Linked DNA regions of Mus musculus: region 2 is linked to region 1. The links are chromatin contacts, found by Hi-C or POLR2A ChIA-PET in ENCODE. All regions are on one chromosome and are shown on one strand. Each heading gives the region's core, a stretch centred on a gene start or an enhancer-like site at or near the end of the contact. The rest is flanking DNA. Distances are from core to core; before and after follow the strand shown. Region 1 holds the start of Slc25a3 (solute carrier family 25 (mitochondrial carrier, phosphate carrier), member 3). Region 2 holds the start of Apaf1 (apoptotic peptidase activating factor 1).

What was found. Hi-C counts contacts between places; a loop is a spot of excess contacts on that map. ChIA-PET counts read pairs that join two places held with the same protein, here RNA polymerase II (POLR2A).
Region 2: a map of gastrocnemius shows a loop between it and region 1 (4-fold over the local background). The contact joins the promoter of Apaf1 here to the promoter of Slc25a3 in region 1. A Hi-C loop is called at or near these places in 18 of 37 maps with a recorded cell type or tissue (T-helper 17 cell, T-helper 2 cell, adrenal gland and 5 more). POLR2A ChIA-PET finds 5 or more read pairs at or near these places in 3 of 5 experiments (Patski and embryonic stem cell).

Annotation. Positions count from the first base shown.
Region 1 is chr10:91,122,662-91,126,479 of GRCm38, forward strand. It overlaps Slc25a3 (solute carrier family 25 (mitochondrial carrier, phosphate carrier), member 3), which reads right to left and starts at 1,306. Exons shown (of 8, transcript NM_133668.4): 1 at 1,255-1,306; 2 at 897-1,045. The coding sequence starts at 1,041.
Region 2 is chr10:91,081,279-91,084,944 of GRCm38, forward strand. Apaf1 (apoptotic peptidase activating factor 1) reads right to left here and starts at 1,465. Exons shown (of 27, transcript NM_009684.2): 1 at 905-1,465. It overlaps Ikbip (IKBKB interacting protein), which reads left to right and starts at 1,761. Exons shown (of 3, transcript NM_026166.2): 1 at 1,761-2,018. The coding sequence starts at 1,849.

The DNA of each region.
Region 1 (3,818 bases), core at 56-2,555:
CTAACTTTAACGTTTGCTCCAGCTATTAACCAACTACTCACTTATGAACTAAGTAAGTCATACCTAGTTCCTGCAGTCAAAAACATACAAAGATTTGCTTTAGCTTTTGAAATCAGAGGAAAACGATAGGAGATAGTGAAAAGGAGTTTTCTAATCACGTTTAAGACGCATGAAGCACATGAATGACTGGGGTGTGGGTGGGGACTTCTGTTTTACACACACAATGTAGGTAACGTTTCTCTTGAGGCCTATAATTCAGCTTTCGGGTTTCTCTTGTACTTATGTTCCACTAGGATTTAAAACATACAGTTATTGAGTCACCCAGCTCAAATCCCAAAAACATAAACTCAAAGGAATGCACACCTCATATAATCTGCAAGTCACCTCCTTCACCAACCAGTAGCACAAAAGGAAGAGATTCCCAACCCCATTACCTCATATACAATTAAATGAAAAGATAAAACTTGGGAAAGGAGATCAAAGGAGAGTTTTCCAGGTAATTTTTAAAAAGGCAAGTCAAATAAACGTTATGGAGTTGCAACTGTGTCTGGCTAGTGGTTAAAAAGAGATTTTACCCAGTATACTTGGCTGACCAAGCGGGCTCACGGGGGAAGATAAAGAAGTTGGTTACCACCTCTCTGCCTCTACTCCCTTCGGGACACGGAGGTCACTGAGTGGCGCTGGGCCTGGGCCCTTCCACGCCCTTGAGGGAGGGCCAAGGATCCGACAGCGGCCTAGGGTGTCAGAGTTGCCATCCCAGGGTCAGCGAGAGACCGGTCCTCGGGTCCAGGGCTGAAGCGTCCTTCCCCGACCTCCAGTTCCTGCCCAGGACTCGGGAGGCAGAGCAGGGGGGCAGCATGTAACCAGCGCTCCCACAGGGCAGGGTGCGACCTCACCTTCCACGGCGGCGGCGGCCAGGTGGCGGGAACGCCGGGGCGGAGCTGGGGGACTGCGGGGACCCGACAGGCCATCGTGCACCAGCTGCAGGTGTGGCGCGTTGAAGGGGTTCGCCCGCGCCAGGTGCGCTACGGACGAGAACATCCTCCTGCGGGGGAGACAGAGGGCGGAGGTGAGAGAGACCCGGCGCCGGGCAATGTCACCGGAGCCCCGCGAGACATGCCCGGCTCTGCGCCCTTGAGGAGGTCACAGCTTCTTCCCCAGGGACGCCAAGCCCGGCCGGGCCCACGGCCAAGGCGGCGGCCACAAGGGACTCAAGGCTCCGCGCCGCGGCGAGGCCCGGTCGCGCTCACTTGCCTAAGATGGCGAACACCCAACCGCTCGCTGGGCAAGGTTGCGGCTCACAGAGGCCGAATGTCCTCCCGGCCCGAAGATCCGTGCCCTTCGCGCGGCGTCACCGTGACGCACGCAGAGCGTCACTGCGCCACGCGCCTCTCATTTGCGGAGAGGAGCGCAGAACCTGGACGTCATCGCGTCCTCCTAGCAACCCTATCCCCGCCCACGTCCAACCCCAGCCCTTCCGGCCCTGCTAGTGCGCAGGAGGATTCCTACTGCGCAGGCGCAGATCCAAAGCGCCCTCCTCCCCCACTCCCCTTTTTTTTTTAAAGTGTAGTCTTGGCCTTGGACGGGCAGGTGACCTACTCACTCTGTCCCTTCACCTTCCGGTGTTTTCTCCTTGGCGCCAGGAATTTTTACATGTCTTTAAGTGATTGCGGGCATAAACTTTTAAAGACATGAATGCTTAAGTGATACGTTATTCAGGTATGGAAGCTAGGATATCACTACAAGATCTTTGATCGGAATTCCTGCCATCATCGGACTTTTCAGAAAAAAATTCCATCACACTGACTTTTGACATAGGCATGTCTAAATTTTCCACCAAGTTCTGGTGGAAAGGATATACAGGAAGAACTCATACAATACATAAAACTGCTTCTGCCTCACAGAATGTCCATGGCCCCTGAGAACAGTCAGTCAAGGCTTCGTTCCTGGAGGCACAGGCATGCGCTGACATGAAAGTAACCGATGAACTGTGTGCGTGTAAGACAGGACTGTGTGTACTTCAGACATTTACAAGATCATCATCACTCTGATGTCAACAAGCGGGGGCCAAGTTCCACGAGGGAGAGTTTAGAAGCAATCAAACCTGTTGTAATTCTTGCGTTTAACATTTTCCTGGGACGTTTATCTCATCTTTATTAAGCCTTTTTATCTAACCCAAGACACCACTAGAGCTGGCTCCTGTATTGACTATTGTAGTTATACTAAGTCTACCTCTGCAGTCAGTGCTCTGCTGTGTCCTTTAAAAATTCTTAACATTTACAAACAAAAGACATTTTCATTCATTTTGCCCTAGGTCCTTCAAATTATGTAATTGGTCCTGGATAGAAGAAATACTTTTAGAGTTTATGAAACATCAAGAAGATGTAAAAAAAAAAAAAATGTTTACAAAACATCTTTCAGAGGTCTGGTACTTGATTCCTAGTACCCACCTTGATTCTAGCTCCAGGGGATCTGACACCATCTTCTGGCCTCTATAGGCACCTGCACTCATGCACACACACACACACACACACAGACCACCACCACCACCACCACCACCACCACCACCATTTTTTAAAAAACCTTTAAAGATGAAATTTATAAAACATTTTTCATAAAAAACTGAAGAGGTTTAAATTAGCCATATTTCTGCTGCTATGATAAAACATCATTTTGGCTTACACCTCCAGAGGGATAAGAGTCCATCATGGTGGGGAGGCATGACAGCAAACAGCAGACATGCCAGTAGGCCCCCAGGTACATAATGCTTCCAGCAATGCCACAAACCTCCCCCAAAGGGCTCTACCAAGGGACCTAGTACCAGGGACTAACTACAGGGGCATTTCTCATTCAAACCATCTCAGGGCTAGAGACATAGCCTGGTGATACAAGGGGCAGTGAGTTCAATTCCCAGCACCAAAATAGGAAAAGGATGTGAGCATTGAGATAACTCAGAGAAAGGTGCCTGTACCAAGTCTACGAAGCCAAACTGCATTCCCCAGGCCCATAGAATCCCAAAAGTCATTGTCTGATCTCTATGTGTCTGCCATGGTTCACATACACCTACCACACACACACAAAATAAATTTCTAAAATACGTTTTTAAAATACTATCTAGGCAAAATATTAAAACTCTCATTTCTCAAAGTATTATTTATTATTATTGTGTTTGTGCGTACACACACGTACACACACACACACACACACACACACACACGTGTACATATAGAGGTTAAGAAACAGCTTCCAGGGCTGGTGAGATGGCTCAGTGGGTAAGAGCACCTGACTGCTCTTCCAAAGGTCCAGAGTTCAAATCCCAGCAACCACATGGTGGCTCACAACCATCCTTAACGAGATCTGACTCCCTCTTCTGGAGTGTCTGAAGACAGCTACAATGTACTTACATATAATAAATAAATCTTTAAAAAAAAAAAAAAAAAGAAACAGCTTCCAGTTGAATTTCTCCCTCTACCATATGGATCCTGGGGATAAAACTTCGGCATGTACTGCTTGGTGGCAAATACCTTCACTTGCTGAGTCATTTTAACAACCTCCTAAACTTCTCCATATAACATGCTAACACCTAAAATTATAGGTGGGTATATATTAAGGAAAAGTTGGACCTTATAAGTAAGGCCCAACCACACATATAAAAATTTCAAGTCTGAGGAAGATACACATAGAAAACACAGATGAGCCGGGCAGTGGTAGCGCATGCCTTTAATCCCAGCACTTGAGAGGCAGAAGCAGGCAGATTTCTGAGTTTGAGGCCAGCCTGGTCTACAAAGTGAGTTCCGGGACAGCCAGGGCTATACAGA
Region 2 (3,666 bases), core at 215-2,714, 41 kb before region 1:
GTGGATCTCTGAGTTCGAGGCCAGCCTGGTCTACAAAGTGAGTTCCAGGACAGCCAGGGCTATGCAGAGAAACCCCGTTATGAAAAGATTTTTGGTTATGTCCAATAATTAAGCAAAAACCAAATACTCTACCGGGCAGTGGTGGAGCACACCTTTAATCCCAGCACTTGGGAGTCAGAGGCAGGTGGATTTCTGAGTTCAAGGCCAGCCTGGTCTACAGAGTGAGTTCCAGAACAGCCAGGGCTACACAGAGAAACCCTGTCTCCAAAAAAAAAAAAAAAAACAAAAACAAAAAACACTTTGACAACTAAGTTCCAATTTTCTCTAGCCTTACTGAACTCATATACATAAATTATATATATATATATAATATTTTTTTTGTTTTGGTTTTTTTTTTTTTTTTTTTTTTTTTTTTTTTTTGGTTTTTCGAGACAGGGTTTCTCTGTATAGCCCTGGCTGTCCTGGAACTCACTTTGTAGACCAGACTGGCCTCGAACTCAGAAATCCACCTGCCTCTGCCTCCCGAGTGCTAGGATTAAAGGCGTGCACCACCATGCCCAGCCATAAATTATATAAATTTTAAACAACTTTTTTCAAACTTTACACAAACTGGAATACTATGGGCAAATTCCCAGGGCCACAACCTCTTTGTGGCCACAACAAAACAGAAAGCCAAAACTGGTCCGAGATACAGACCACAATATAAAGGCTAAGTCTATCCAGGAAAACAGTAATAGTGGTCTACTTCCTCCTTAGATAATTTCTCTTCCTGGTACAAGAGCAGGAGGATGATTACCAAACATCCCGCGTCCCCTGATCTTTCAGTCCCTGGGAGCTACAACAGAACTTGCAAAGAGCCTGCCCAGAGGAGCTTGGGGAGGTGAGACCGAGGCAGTAAACTTACCCAAGCCTTTGCACCGGAGTTGTGCTGGGAAGAGCAGCCGGGGGAGGGTCACTGATGATAATCGAAAGAAAGCAGCCCAGGGAGGGTCACTTATGAGACTAGATTGCCAGAAAGCAGCCGGGGCTCCCGCCTGGCTTCCGGCGACCCCGCGCCCCGGGCAGGTCCTGACACCTCCCTGGGTATCAGCTGCTCGGGGCGCAGGGTGGATGCCCGGGATCTCCAAGCGGCGTCGAGGGGTGGTCACCTCGGTGGGCTTGCCTCGGGCCGCACCAGGGGAGGGTACCGGGACCCAGGGCACAAAAGCACGGCCACTCCAGTCGCCGCTTCACCCCTCTGGCGGGAGCTGCCCGGGCGGGAAGCGGACGCCGCTCGGAAAGCCGCTGCGACTGTCTCAGATCGTCGCCGGTGGCTGATGGCACACACCCCTCGCTGCCGACCCCCACACACCCCTCTCACACCCTTCCGCGAGCGGAGTGAGACGTCTGCTCCTCTAGCTGCCTCCTGGTCTCTGCCTCAGGACCGCGGAGCACTCAAACACCGCTGGGCCCGCCCAGTCCACACAGCGCGCGCCCGGGCACGCAAATTCACTCGCCCAGGGCCCGCCGCCGCGGCCGCGCGCGCGCGCCCCGCCCGGCGCGTGACCGCAAGCCCTGGTTGAGCGTTCTCGCATGCGCGGTGGGGTGGGGCTAAGCCGCGGGCTCGCGCCCAGCTAGACGTGGCACTCTCGGCCCCGCCCCCTCTACGCGCCTCTCCGCAACCTGCGCGCACCCGCGAGCTTGGGTCTCCCGCAGACTCAGTCGGGTAGCGGAATCCAGAGGCGGGGCCAGCCGCTTGAGGGCGGGGCACAGCCTTGGTGGGCGTGGCCTTCCGAAGCTGCTCTGCAGCCACGTCCCACGGCCCCCCTCCAAAGCCATCCTGGCTTCAAGATCTTCAGGGATCCAGACATGTCCGAAGTGAAGAGCCGAAAGAAGCCGGGGCCCAAAGTGGCTGCTCCTGAGCCCGAGAAGCGGAGTGATGGCAGGAAAAACCCCGAGGCGCGGGGGGACGCGGGCTGGGCGGACCCCCGCACTGGGCTCAGCCTGCTGTCTCTGGCGATGACCCTGGGCCTGGCCTGGTAAGTGTGCGATGCTGCAGGCCGTGGGTCGGGCCTCGCGTGGGCGCCTAGCACCTCGAGCCAACCCACTCTCGCTTGAATACGCTCTTTTAACAATGTTCTGGTAGCATGCTCCTGTCGCTGCCCTCTAAAGTCTGGGAACATGTCACCCAGGACTCGGCCCACACTTTATTAAGCATCTACTACTGCACGTCACAAGTTTGCACATACCTAAAAACCACTACTTCCCGTCCACTCTGTAGCTTTGCGGATGAGTTTGCTCCACCCTCCACCAAAAATCGCACTCTTAAAATGTCTGCAGCCTAATAAAAAAAAGTTCGTTGTTGCTGAGCGATAAATGCTAATGAGACTTTCTCCTATTTAGAGCTGTGTGCCTACATTAAAACTATAGTCCTTTTTTAAAGATTTATTCTTGTTTATGTGTATGAGTGTCAGTGTATTTGTGCACGTGTGTGCAGGTGCGCGAGGATCCCGCAAGAGAGTGTCAAATCCAAGAAGCTGGAGTTACCAATGGTTGTAAGACACCAGACATGCATGTTCTTAACAGCTATAAAAGACTATATAGTCTTACTCCTAAATTACAAGTTGAACTGTATGTAACATTGTAAAGAATATGTTTTCCCTTAAGACTAAACATTCGTGTTTTCTTATTGTTGTTGTTTTAGTTTTTTGATACAGGGTTTCTCTGTGTAGCCCTGGCTGTCCTTGAACTCACTTTGTAGGCCAGGCTGGCCTGGAACTCAGAGATCTGCCTGCCTCCACCTCCCTAGTACTGGTGTTAAAGGCATGTACTACCACAACCTGGCTGTATGACACATACAACCCAGCTATATACATGTATTTTTACACTTTATTTGCAGTAGTGGGGGCACCGCCATCCCGCTCAACATTTGTAGCTTTGAAACCAAGCATATATTAGTGATATATTAGTGTAAATGTGGAATAAGAGAGCTAATAGAATTCAGAAAAGACTCTGGATATCCTCCAGGGTAGAGTAGTTTTGATGCAGGTTTATTTCCAGCTTAGTTTATTGGTGACACCCTGAGTCCTTGAGTTTTTTGTTTTTTTTTTTTTTTGGGGGGGGGGGTCTATGGTTGAGTGGTTGGTTTGGTTTTTTGAGAAAGGCTCTTAGGTAGCCTAGGTTAGATTAGAACTCACTATATAGCCGAAGGTGACATTGAACCCCTGATCTTCCTGCCTTCACCTCCCAAGTGCTAGGATTATACTAGGCATTTGTACTGGGTAATGCTTGAGTACTGGGTTTTGTTATAAGTTAATAAAAACGTGTTCAACTGAAATACAGATCATTGTCCTCTTTAAAAAGAACTTTATTTAATGATAGTGTTAGTATTTGAAGAATATATTAATTCTGATCTAAATGTGTTGGATTTGCTGTTTTAAATAAACTATGCATACCTTAAAATGCATGCCTTTTTAGGTAAATGGGGACATGGTACATTTTGTATTGGGAAAGAATATTACTGAGTTATTGTTAGTTCTCTGTAGGGCAGTGTTTCTCACCCTGTGGGTTGAGACCCCCACAGGGGTAACATATCAGATATTTATATTGTGATGCATAATGGTAGCAAAATTACAGCTTTGAAATAGCAATGAAAATAATTTTATGGTTGAGGCTCACCACAACATG